Regions from separate parts of the Homo sapiens genome. Here region 1 is linked to region 2. Evidence: read pairs that join two places in POLR2A ChIA-PET (ENCODE). Cell type or tissue: PC-9. All regions are shown on one strand. Each heading gives the region's core, and the rest is flanking DNA. Links, peaks and the distances in the headings are about the cores only.

Evidence for each region. Peaks named below come from ENCODE experiments on the same cell type or tissue, not always from the same donor. Only the 100,000 strongest peaks of a DNase experiment are listed, where the experiment ranks them.
Region 1: POLR2A ChIA-PET joins it to region 2 with 7 read pairs; 2 of 35 experiments call an interaction of 5 or more read pairs at or near these places.

Annotation. Positions count from the first base shown.
Region 1 is chr12:71,711,038-71,717,689 of GRCh38, reverse strand. The region is part of intron 1 of LOC107984530 (a long non-coding RNA gene); the gene reads right to left. Among named protein-coding and RNA genes, the nearest start is that of TMEM19, 28 kb to the right of the region's middle. In PC-9, for the core only: no CTCF peak of the experiment used is centred there; no DNase peak of the experiment used is centred there.
Region 2 is chr12:73,544,770-73,551,421 of GRCh38, reverse strand. No RefSeq gene overlaps it. Among named protein-coding and RNA genes, the nearest start is that of LINC02445, 210 kb to the left of the region's middle. In PC-9, for the core only: no CTCF peak of the experiment used is centred there; a DNase peak (open chromatin) is centred at 3,801.

The sequences.
Region 1 (6,652 bases), core at 1,557-4,056, 1.8 Mb after region 2:
AGGAGAAAAATGACCCCAAAAGTTTAAGAATGAGGTTTGATTAATATAGCTTGGTGTAAAAAAATTATCCTTCTTACTTTTTGCGAAATGAATTACACAAACACTTTATGCATATCAGATTGGGACTCATCTTTTTTCACAGAATAGTAACAACAATAAATGTAAAAGGAACAGAAGTACCCTGCAGTTGTATGACACTTTAGTCATGTTGAATAGTATAGTAATGGTAAAACATATTGGCTACTTACTGTCTACTAGAAACTGTACTAGGTACCTCAGGTGACTTAACTGCCTTGATCCTCCCAACTACTTCATGAAGTACTATTAATAACCCCAATTTATGTGCCAGACGTGGTCTTACGCCTGTAATCCCAGCACTTTCAGAGGCCGAGGTGGGTGGATCACCTGAGGTCAGGAGTTCAAGACCAGCCTGACCAACATGGTGAAACCCTGTCTCTGCTAAAAATACAAAAATTAGCTGGGCATGGTGGTGGGCACCTATAATCCCAGCTACTCGGGAGGCTGAGCAGGAGAATTGCTTGAACTCGGGAGGCAGAGGTTGCAGTGAGCCAAGATTGCGCCATTGTACTCCAGCCTGGACAACAGAGTGAGACTCCATCTCATAAAACAACAACAACAAAAACAGGCCAGACGTGGTGGCTCATGCCTGTAATCCCAGCACTTTGGGAGGCCAAGGTGGGTGGATCATGACGTCAGGAGATCGAGAGCATCCTGGCCAACACGGTGAAACCCCATCTCTTCTAAAAATACAAAAATTAGCTGGGTGTGGTGGCGTGCACCTGTAATCCCAGCTACTCAGGAGGCTGAGGCAGGAGAATGGCTTGAATCCATGAGGCGGAGATTGCAGTGAGCCGAGATGGTGCCACTGCACTCCAGCCTGGCGACAGAGTGAGACTCCATCACCGACCCGCCCCCCATCCCACGAAAAAAAAACAAAACAATTTATGGATGAGGAACCTGAGACACAGAGAGGTTAAGCAAACAGGTTCACAAAGCTAGAGAGTGGCAGAGCTAGCATTTGAACCTAAGCAGTTGAGCTCCAGAGTCTGTGCTTCATTACTCTGCCACTCAAAGCTGACATGGTGTATTAGTTTTCTGTGGCTGCTGTAACAAATTACCACAAATTTAGTGGCTGAAAACAACAAAAATTTATTATCTTAGTGTTGTAAGTCAGAATTCCTAAAATCAAGCTGTTAGCAGCACTGTGATCCTTTCTGGAAGCTATAAGGAAGAACACATTTCTTGGCCTTTTCCAGCTTCTAGAGCCCACCCATGTTCCTTGGTTCATAATCTCCTGCCTCCGTCTTCAAAACCAGCATCTCTCTGACTCCTCTGTAGTTGCATCACTTTCTTTGACCATAGTTAGGAAGAGTTCTCTTTTGTATTTACCTATTTTATTTGAATTGTGGTAAAAAAACATAAAATTTACAATCTGAACCATTTTTAATTGCACAGTTCAATAGTGTTAAGTATATTCACATTCCTGTGAAACGGATCTCTAGAAATTTTTCACCCCTCAGTCTGAAACTTTGTACCCATTAAACATCTGTTTTCCCCCTTCCCCTTATCTCCTGGTAACCACCATTCTACTTTCCGTTTCTATGAATTTTAGATACCTCATATAAGCAGAATCATATAGCATTTATCTTTTTGTGACTGGCTTATTTCATTAAGCATAATGTACTCAATGAAGCTTCATCCATGTTGTAGAATGTGACACAATTTCCTTCCTTTTTAAGGCTGAATAATATTTCACTGTATGTATATAACACATTTTATTTATTCATTCATCCATGAGGGACATTTGGGTTGCTTCCATCTCTTGAGGGTAGTGAATAGCAATGCCATGAGCATGGGATTGAGACCCTGCTATCTCTTTGGGACCCTGCTTTCAATTCTTTTGGATATACATCCAGAAGTGGAATCACTAGATCATATGGTAGTTCTATTTTTAATTTTTTGGGGAACCTCTAAACTGTTTTCTATAGTGGTCACACTGTTTCACATCCCAACACAGTGCACAGGTTTCATTTCTCCACATACTTGACCACATTTGTTATTTTCCTTTTTTTTTTTTTTTTTGAGTTGTCATCCTAATGGGTGTGGGTGACATCTTTGTGTGGTTTTGATTTGCATTTCTCTAAAAATTAGTGATGTTGAGTGCATTTTCATATGCTTATATATTTGTATATCATCTTTGGAGAAACATCTATTCAAGTTCTGTGCCTATATTTTAATTGGATTTTTTAATTTTTCAGTTGTTGAGTTGTAGTTCTTTATATTCTAAATATTAGCTCCTTATCAGAGATATGATTTGTAATTATTTTCCCCATTCTATACGGTGTCTTTCACTCTGATTGTATTCTTTGATGCACGACAATTTTTAAATTTAAGGTAGTCTCATTTGTCTATTTTTGCTTTTCTTGCCTGTGCTTTTGTTGTCATATCCAAAACATCATTGCAAAGTCAAATGTCATGAAGCTTTCTCCTGTGTTTTCTTCTAGGAGTTTTAAAGTTTTAGATCTTATGTTAATGGGCTTTTTTCTTTTTTTTTCAGATGGGGTCTTGCTCTGTCACCCAGGCTGGAGTGCAGCCAGTGGCACGATCTTGGCTCGCTGCAACCTCTGTTCCTGGACTCAAGAGATCCTTCCATCTCAGTCTTCTGAAGAGCTGGGACCACAGGTGCACGCCATCATGTCCAGCTAATTTTTTGTACTTTTTGTAGAGACAGGGTTTTGTAATGTTTCCCAGGCTGGTCTCAACCTCTTGGACTCAAGCGATCCACCCTTCTTGGCCTCCCAAAGTGCTGGGATTACAGGAGTGAGCCACTGCACTCAGCCAAGATCTTATGTTAATGTCTTTAACCCACTTTGAGTTAATTTTTGTATACAGCGTAAGGTAAGGATCCAATTTCATTCTTTTACATGCAGATACCCAGTATTCCAATATCATTTGTTGAAGAAAGTATCCTTTGGCATTGTCTATTATTGGTACCTTTGTTGAACGTCATTTGCCCATATGTAAGATAATTTATTTCTGGGCTCTCTATTCTATTCCCTTGGTCTATTTGTCTGTCTTTATGACAGAACACATCCGTTTGATTACTGTCTCATTGTAATAATTTTTGAAATAAGAAAATGTGAGTCATCCAATTTTGTTACTCTTTTTCAAAATTGTTTTAGCCATTTAGGGTCCCTTGAGATTCCATATGAATTTTAGGATGAATTTTTCTATTTTGCAACAAATGTCATTGGAATTTTTTTCCTTTTTTTGAGACAGGGTCTTGATGTGTTGCCCCGGCTCGAGTGTAGTGGTGGAATCATGGCTCACTGCAGCCTCAACCTCCCAGGCTCAATAGATCCTCCCAGCTTAGTCTCCTGAGTAGCTGGGGCTACAGGAGTATGCCACCATACCCAGCTAATTTTTGTATTTTTTTGTAGAAATGAGTTTCACCATGTCGCCTATGTTGGTCTCAAACTCCTGGGCTCAAGAGATCCGCCCGCTTTGGCCTCCCAAAGAGCTGGGGTTACAGGTATGAGGCACTGTGTCTGGCCCCCACTGGAATTCTGATAGGGATTGTACTGAATCTGCAGATTGCTTTGGGTAGTATGAACATCTTAACAATATTGTCTTCCAATCCATGAACACAAGATGTCTTTTAATTTATTTGTGTCTTCTCTCAATTCTTTCAGCAATGTTCTATAATTTTCAGCATACAAGTGTTTTACCTCCTTGGTTAGGTTTATTCCTAAGTATTTTATTCTTTTTGATGCTATTGTAAATTGCGTTTTTCTTAATTTCCTTTTCAGATTGTTTATTGATAATGTACAGAAATGCAACTAATTTTTGTGTTGATTTTGTATCTTGCAACTTGGTGACTTCATTTATTAATTCTAATAGTTTTTTTTGTGAAATCTTTATGGTTTTCTACATATAAGATCATGTTAACTGCCAACAGAGGTAGTTTCACTTCTTTCCTTCCAATCTGGATACTTTTATTTCTTTTTCTTGTCTAATGGCTGTGGCTAGAAATTCTAATACTATGTTGAATAGAAGTGGCCAGAGTGGGCATCTTGGCCTTCTTCCTGATTTTAGAGGAAAAGCTTTCAGTCTTTCACCATTGAGTATGTTAGCTGTAGACTTTGCATAAATCGCCTTTAATAGTTGAAGTAGTTTACTTCTATCCCTGGTTTGTTGAGTGTTTTATTATGAAAGGGTGTTGAATCTTGTCAAATGTGTTTCCTACATCCATTGAAATGATTGTGTGGCTTTTGCTCTTCATTTTGTAAATGTGGTGTATTACACTGACTGAGTTTCACCAGCTGAACCATCCTTGCAGTCCAGAATAAATCTTATTTGGTCGTGCTGTATAATCTGTTTCATGTGCTATTGAATTCTGTTTGCTAGTATTTTGTGGAAGATTTTTGCACCACTATTTATCAGGGATATTGGTGTGTAGTTTTCTTTTCTTGTAGTGTCTTTCACTGTGGTATCAGGGTCATGATAGCCTCATAGATTAAGCTTAGAAGTGTTTCCTCCTCTTCAATTTTTTGGAAGACTTTGAGGAAAATAAATGTTAATTAGTCTTTACATGTTTGGTAGAATTCTCCAGTGAAGTCATCTGGTCCTGGACTTTTCTTTGTTGGGAGGTTTTTGATTATTGACTCAATCTTCTTATTTGTTATTGGTCTGCTCAGATTTTCTATTTCTTCATGATTCAATTTTGGTGGGTTGTATATTTCTAGGAATTCATCCATTCCTTCTAGATTATCCAATTTGTTGCTGTACAATTGTTCATAGTATTCACTTATACTATTCTCTTTTTATCTCTTCGGCATTAATTGTACCATCTCTTCTTTCATTTATATTTAGTTATTTCAGTCTTCTCTCTTTTTTTAAGTTAATCAGCTAAGGGTTGTCAATTTTATTGATCCTTTCAAAAAGCTACTCTTAGTTTTGTTGATTTTCTCCTACTGTTTTTCTGTTCTCTAATTTCTCTCTGCTCTAATCTTTATTATCTTCTGCTAGCTTTGGATTTAGTTTGTTCATCTTTTTCTAGTTTCCTAAGATGTAAAGTTAGGTTGTTGATTTGAGATCTTCTTTTTTAATGTACACATTTATAGCTATAAACTTCTCTTAGTGCTGCTTTTGTTGCATCTCATAAGTTTTGAAATATTGTTTCCATTCTAATTTGTCTCAAGGTATTTCCCAATTTTCTTTGTGACTTCTTCTTTGACCTATTGGTCAAAAGTAGTATGTTGTTTAATTTCTACATATTTGTAGATTTTTCCGTATTCTTTGTGCTATTGCTTTCCAGTTTAATCCATTGTGATGTCCATTTTCTTGAATTTGTTAAGACTTGTTTTGTGGTCTAACACATGGTTTATCTGGAGACCATTTTATGCGCCCTAGAAAAAAATGTATATTCTACTGTTGTTAGGGTGGGGTGCTTTGTATATATCTTTTAGGTCCAATTGATCTACCGTGTTGTTTAATTTCTTTATTTCCTTATTGATCTTCTGCTGGTTGTTCTCTCCATTTTTTTTTAAGTGGGGTATTGAAGTCTCCTACTATTATGTGGCTATCTAATTCTATCTCCAATTCTGTCAAAGTTTACTTCATATATTTAAGTGCTCTGAGGTTTGGTGCATAAATATTAATAATTGTTATATTTTCTTAGAGCATTGACTTCTCCATCACTATATAATGTCCTTCTTTTCCTATCCCTTTTGCTGGTACTCCCTTTTTGGTTTTGGTTTTGTTTTGTTTTGAGATGGAGTCTCGCTCTGTTGACTAGGCTGGGGTGCAGTGGCACGATCTTGGCTCACTGCAACCTCTGCCTCCTGGGTTCAAGCAATTCTCATGCCTCAGCCTCCAAAGTAGCTGGGACTACAGGTGTCTGCCACCATGCCTGGCTAATTTTTTAATATTTTTAGTAAAGATGGGGTTTTGCCATGTTGGCCAGGCTGGTCTCGAACTCCTGACTTCAGGTGATCGGCCTGCCTTGTCCTCCCAATGGCTGGGGTTATAGGCGTAAGCCACCGCACCCAGCCCCCTTCTTAGTTTTACAATAACTTTGGCGCACCCAGCCCCCTTCTTAGTTTTACAATAACTTTGGTGCTGTAGCTTCTCAACTGAACTTTAGCATCCCCACAGAGGTATTCTGGTCGGTATACTGCTATTAACTTGGTGACTCTGTGGGAGAAGGAGGGCCTGTAGCTTCTTAGTCCACTATCTTGCTGACTGGTCCTCCGCTTTGAAGGACTCATGATTAGGTTGGGTCCACTTGGATAATCCAGGTTAATCTCCCCATTTAAAAGTTCTTAACCTTAATCATGTCTGCAAGTCCTCTTTGCCATGGAAGGCAAATATTTACCATTTTTGAGGATTGGAACATGGACATTTTGAGGGGACCCTTACTGTCTACTATACATGGTTTCTCCAAAGGATTTTCACATATATTAACTCATTTAATATCAACAATGTGGTGGAATAGAAATTACAGTACTTTTCCTTACAGGAAGACTAATAGATTTGTTTTTTGCCCCAGGATTATACTAGTATTAGGGCCTTTACAAATGGATCTCATCATACCTCTCTAGCTTCATTTCACACAACTCCCTCCACCTAA
Region 2 (6,652 bases), core at 2,336-4,835:
CAGAAACATAAAATCAAATACTACATGTTCTCATTTTAAAAGGGGGAGCTAAACAATGGATACATTGGATATAAGGATGGAAATAATAGACACTGGTGACTCCAAAATGGGAATGGAAAGTAATGGAAAGAAATGGTGCAGCTGTGGATTGCTTCTGGCTTTGATGAAAAAATCAGATTTTGACAGGTTGATATGAGTAAATAAAATTTTACATACAGAGCCATATAGGAGAAAATTCACAGAAATGTGTGATGGAAATTATGATGTGAATTGCTATATTTAATGCACTCTTTCTGAAACAGGGTTCTGTGTTAACCAAATGATTATCTAATTTAATCCTCACAAAAATTGTGTAAGTAAAGCTGCTATTTTTTGGTTTAAACATAGAGAAACTGAAGCTAAACAACTTGCTGAAACCTATATGACCACGCATTTAGGGTACAGAAAAAAGAATGGTTTGACTTGATTGCTGATTGTGGAAAAACAAAACAGAAATGTCTAAAATAAAATAAAAGGTAGAATTTAGGTCTTGTGAAGGCAAAGATTTAACTTGATAAGTAATAAAACATTATTAAATGCTTTCATACATGTCTATGACAAGATTCAATTTCTGCTTAGAAAAGATTAACCTGATATGTAGCAGTTTGGGTTCAAGAATGCAAAAAATTAAGATTGAAAGACCAGTTAGGACACTGGTTTTCTTTTCTTTTTTCCACTGTCACTGCCTTCAGGTAGGCCTTTATCTTTACCTCTATGGACTACAGAAATAGACTCAGAACTGGTGTCTCTAATTCCAGCTTCTCCTTTCTTCAATGTATATTCCTCATTGTCACCAGAGTTAACTTTGTGAAACACTGATACCCTTATGTAACTTTCTTGTGTTAAAAGTTTCAGTGGCTTGTCATTATATTCAGAAGAAAAGATCTAATACTTAGCATGGTGTGTGAGGCACTTTATCATTAAAATAGCTTCCTAGCCCTCCTTCACCTCTCTCCAATCTCCACCCCCAAAACCATCTCTATATTTAAACATACCAAATGACTGTTTCAAATTTAGACCCTTCTAAGTCACAATGCCTTACATGTTCCATAAGACTACAGTGCTCCTTCTGTAATTGTTTATCTAATAGTTCATCCCTAGAGACCCACCCCCCTTCCCAGTTTCCCTGCAGCCCCAGTACAGGGAGACACTACATTCTCTGAGCTTTTGTTTACCGTGTTTACCTTCCACTATTATAACATTTGCTACCTTTTATTTGAACAGTGTATTTATGTCATCTGTCTTCTGCAGTTGACAAATACCTAGAAGCAAGGCGCAAAGTCTACACTGATAATTAAATTTTGGAATTTTTTTTCTATCAGTAAGATTGCTCTGCTCAGCTTGTACTTTATGTTAGCCAGAAATACACTCCCCTGTGTATTTCTGAAAGGGGTGATATGTCAGATCATTCTAGAATTTATTTAACCATAATAATTTTCATAATGTAAAATCATTCTGCTTTGTTTAAGATTAGTTAAGAGAAATACAGCAGGAATTCTAAAAAAAGTGGCCAATTTTGGGTAAGTTTCCTGGGATTTCCCAGGTAAAAGCCAGATAGGGTTAATACTGAGAATTTCAGAGAACCTTTATTTAAAAGAGCAAATTAAATTGTATTTGAGAATAAGAGTAATGGTGGCTATTAATTTTAGTCCAGATGTTGAGTCCAAGAAAAGTATATCGAGAAAAAGGAAGGCATTCAATTTCAAGCAGGGATGAAGCGAAACAGCAAAGGGAATTTTCAAAAAAAAAAAAAAAAAAAAAAAGCAAGAGTAACAGTAGATTGTACTTACAGAGTGCTCTTGCAACCTGAAGGTGCATGTAAGAGATATATTAAACACCACTTTTGAAGCTGGCATCCTGATGTTCTACACTGAAATGCTTTTTTATTTTCTAAACAGATAAATCTCTCTCTCTCTCTCTCTCTCACACACACACACACACACACACACACACACACCCCTCTATATAAAATCATGTTCACTGTATTAAAATATAAAATTTTATAAAAGAAATACCACCAAATGGTAATAAAACCCCAGCATTTGTTTATGTAATGATGAATTTGATAGTTGAGGTTATTACCTTATTTATACAAAAAATATCTAAGATATGTATTCTAAGTTTATTTGTTACAGATGTACTTTTTATATTTAGCAAGCTACTGACTTCCAGTAGTTTTTCTTTTTTTAATTAAACTAGGGGCTCGAAAGTAGTTATGCAGCTTCAAAAGCTGAACTATATACTCCCTTCTTGCCAACAGGTTCAGCCTGATATTACGTTTAAATAAACTCATCTATTTTTCTTTAAAAATTATAGTATTCACTGCTTCTACTAATCAAATGTATAATTTTTAACAAAATATTTTTTCAGTGAAATATTTTTCAGTATGTATTTTAGAAACACATACATACATTTTTGGCAAATTTCTAGAATTTTATTGCCATGAAAAAAAATCACAGGATGAGGGAGGTGGAGTAGAAAATGTCTCAGTCTTTAAGCTATAACCATTTGTATTCTATAAATGGGAATGGCTCTTTTGTTTTGGTTTTGCGGAAGTGCTCTACTTCTATTCACCTTTCTGTCTTCATCTCTACTACACCTCATCATCTCTACAATCTATTCCCCAACTATAATAAGCTCTAGTTCACTGCACAATGTACTCTTTCTGGTCTGGAAAGTTTCCTAGCCTGTACTTTACCTTCTCTACCCAAATAGCCCCAACTTGTCCTTTAGGACTCAATGAGAGCTCAGGCCATCTGGGAAATCTTTCCCTTCCACCCATGGCTCAGGTGAATTGTTGTCTTGCACACTCTCTTTTTTATGTGTGTCCTTATAGTTGCAATGCAATGATTCCCAGGATGCTTGCATGTTAAAATGTATGACTCTTTCACATGTTTGTGCACAGCCTGAGAGCCAGATGAGTGTCTTCTGAACTGGGAAAAATAACTGGCATGGAATTAACACTCAATGAGTGAGTTGAATAAGTAAAGATTCTGGGATATACAAATTGAGATGAAACTAAAGGTATCATGCATGCTAATGACAGAAAGTAGGCAGCACTCTCCTCAAGTTGCTCTACTTAAAACCATTAGAATTTAACTCAGAAGATGAGAGCAAGTGTTTTCAGCATTGGATATTCCTCCTGGGCCACCAACTAGCACCCAGTCAAAATCCACTTCATGTAGATTTTTTGGCGCTTTGGCTTGTATGTCTCCATCTCTTTTATCCCCCTCTCTCCCTTCCTTTCTCTCTGGACTGAGAACCAACTTGTTTTAGACCTAAGAATTCTAGCTTTAAGTTGCAGCATCAGAAAACTATACAGCAAGAATAGCTGGAAATTACTGTCATCCACAATTCTTTTGAGAGTTAATTCCTGCTTCAATATTAAGTATCCAAAAGACAGGTCATATCTAGTAGTTTAGTAAAATGTTATATTTTGGATACGATTTAAATGTTTTTCATTTATTAGTTTGCATGATGAATCATGCTGTATTTTGTGTGTCTTTGATGCCTTTCTCTAAAATTCCTATTCAATATGAAATATCAAGGACTAGAAAAAGTATTAATTTAATACTAATATTTATTTAGAATATACTCTGTTCCAGGAACTTTTCTACCATGTATTTCAATATTTATTAATACAATTTCCTCTTATTTAAATTTCCCTTTTTACTTTCTTTGGTTAGAACCTATGCATTTTTTTTCCATCTAGACCATTGCAAAACTCAGAGCTAGTAAAATCAACCCCTTGTTTAGAAAGAATGCCAATGACTCATCATTGCTGTAACAGGGGTTAGCATACTTTTTTCTACAAAGAGATGGAGAGTAAATATTTTATGCTTTGCATGTCAAGAAGCAAAATTATATTTTAAGGTATTTATATAACACAGTAGAAAACAAATTTCCATATATTCTGATTGATGAAATTCAAACTATAGTAAAATAACAATAATGAACACTTTTTTATTATACAAGTCTACTAATTAGAATGAATTTGGAAGAATTAAAACTTGGGGTTCAAAAATAGTGTTCTGCATTATCACATCAATTGTAAGTTCCTGTCTATAAAAATAGTTCTTAGCTTGTGTGCTATACAAAAATAGTCAGTGGACAGAATTTGGCCCATCAGGCATTCAAACAGTGTTCAATGTCACAGGGTTTTTCATAAGGTTTTTTTCTACCCATCTTTTGGACCTCATTCCCATGTTTCTTAATATCTCATTTCCACGAAACCTATGATTAGGAAAAGATGCACATTTAATGGGGCCTGAAAGCTTAAGCAATTTTAGGGGAGGTGGAAGAGGACTTCTTGAGAAAAAAATAGAAGATTTCAACTTGATGTGAAAGTGAATATGTACTTGGAATGTGCATGGAAGGTGCTGCAAATTTAAAAGTTATTTGAATATCTCCCAAATAAGAGAAAACATCTCAAAGTTCAGAAAAAAAACTATGACCTATGTCATACCTTCATGCTATAACTCAAGTAAGTTTAAACATTCAGTAATAGTGATACTTGAAAGCCATTTCTACACCAAAATGATGGGCAATATCTAAGCAATATGCAGAAATGACCTCAAAGCACATAAACATGTCCCATCAAACAGCGTATACCCCCATTCCACTTCCCATTAGTCAAGTAACAAAAATGGCAATGGCCCCCCTGATGCCATTCAGCATGAGGAAAAGTATCACAGAGAAGTTAGAGTAGAGAGAGAGGTGGTCTTAACTGGCTATATTCAAAATATATCAGTTTTGTAAGTTTAAAAAATTATAGGACCAAATGAATGCAGGGGAATGCAGGGATCTCTCCTGGGTTCTTGGCTGAAGTTCATGCCAGTGAAAATCCTTGATTCATAAGCTTCTTCCATCTTTTCTACAGGGTAGAAAATGCATCTCTACCCTATATCTAGCCATTCCCAAACTGTAGCCATTCCATAAAAATGCCATGTATTTCCTGCTGTTGTGTATTTGCTTCAGCTTCTCCTTCTGCTATCAATTTGTGTCTTTTTCAAAACATCTAGACTGGGTTAAACTATTTTATCTTGTATAAACTGTAGGAATCATTCTTATGTTTCAGGAATTATTCTGATGGTATCATTACATGTCTTTATTCCTCTCCACTACTCTATTTGTATATAGTTTTTACAGTTTCTGGAGCATAACATCTACTCAATGAATATTTAATTTATGCATTGTTCAACATTAAGTATGTGAAGAAAGAAAAGATGATAAGAAATTAAAAATAACTGAATTGATTATAAAATGCCCTCTTAATAGCACTGTTATCAATGTCTCTCTGTGAATTTTAATAGGAATAATTAAATGTTCTGTTAAATTTTAGAAAAAAAGGTGTTTTTTTTTGCAAAACAGTATTCATATATTCTATTAAAATGTAGGGAATACATGCATATCTTCTACTGAGGATTTTTAGAAAAAAATTCTTTTTAGGTTAGCAAGTTGAATTTTGTTCTTAAATCTAATACACAATGCAGTCTACAGCCTACTAATTTGATTAATGTAATGTTATATTTAAAATAATCTCTAGTGCTTTTCTAATCAAGTTGAGAGTCTTTTTGCAATTTTATAAAAGTGATTTGGCAATTTGACAAAGTAGGTCATCAAAGCTCTGTTTCCAAAATATGTAGCTTCATCAAAGCTGTAAAAATTATGTTTCTACATAAAGACATGCAAAATGAGAGAACTGCATTTCTTCCAAGTCCCGGGCATTTAGTTTTTCTTTTATAATTTAAATTTCATTTACATTAAATAGAGATATAGAGGGACACTATTTAAACTTTAATTCATAACTTTCAATATATAATTTTAATAACAGCAAGTGTTTATTGATTTTTGAACCAAAGATGGTTAACAAGTGTTATTTATATTGCTTGTAACAATCTTGTCATGATTATCCTCCTTTTAAATATGTGAAATTAGGACTTCAATTTAAACTAATTGAAATTGGAATAATAAGGATTTTTAGGGGTCTTTTATTTTTTGTGGGTACATAGTAGGTATCTATATTTATGGAGTATATATTTTGTTACAGGCATACAATGCATAATAATCACATTGTGTAATATGGGGTACCCATCCTCTCAAGCATTTATCCTCTGTGTTACAAACAATCCAACTATATTATTTTAGTTATTTTAAAATATATGATTAAATTATTATTGACTATAGTCACCCTATTGTGCTATCAAATACTAGGTCTTATTCATTCTTTCTAACTTTATCTTTGTACCCATTAACCATCACCAACCCCCAACTACCATTCCCCACCTCTGGTAACCATCCTTTTACTCTGTATCTCGATGAGTTTAATTGTTTTGATTTTTAGATACCACAAATAAGTGAGAACATGTGATGTTTGTCTTTCTGTGCCTGGCTTATTTTACATAGCATGATTAATTCCATCTAGTTCTATTCATGCTGTTGCAAAGGACAGAATCTCATTCTTTTCATGGCTGAATAGTACTCCATTATATATAAGTAACACATTTTATTTGTCCATTTATCTGCTGTTGAACACTTAGGTTGCTTCTAAATAAAAAATATTTATAAAAATCTGAATCTTATATTTGCGTTCACTAACACATACTGCCTTCTT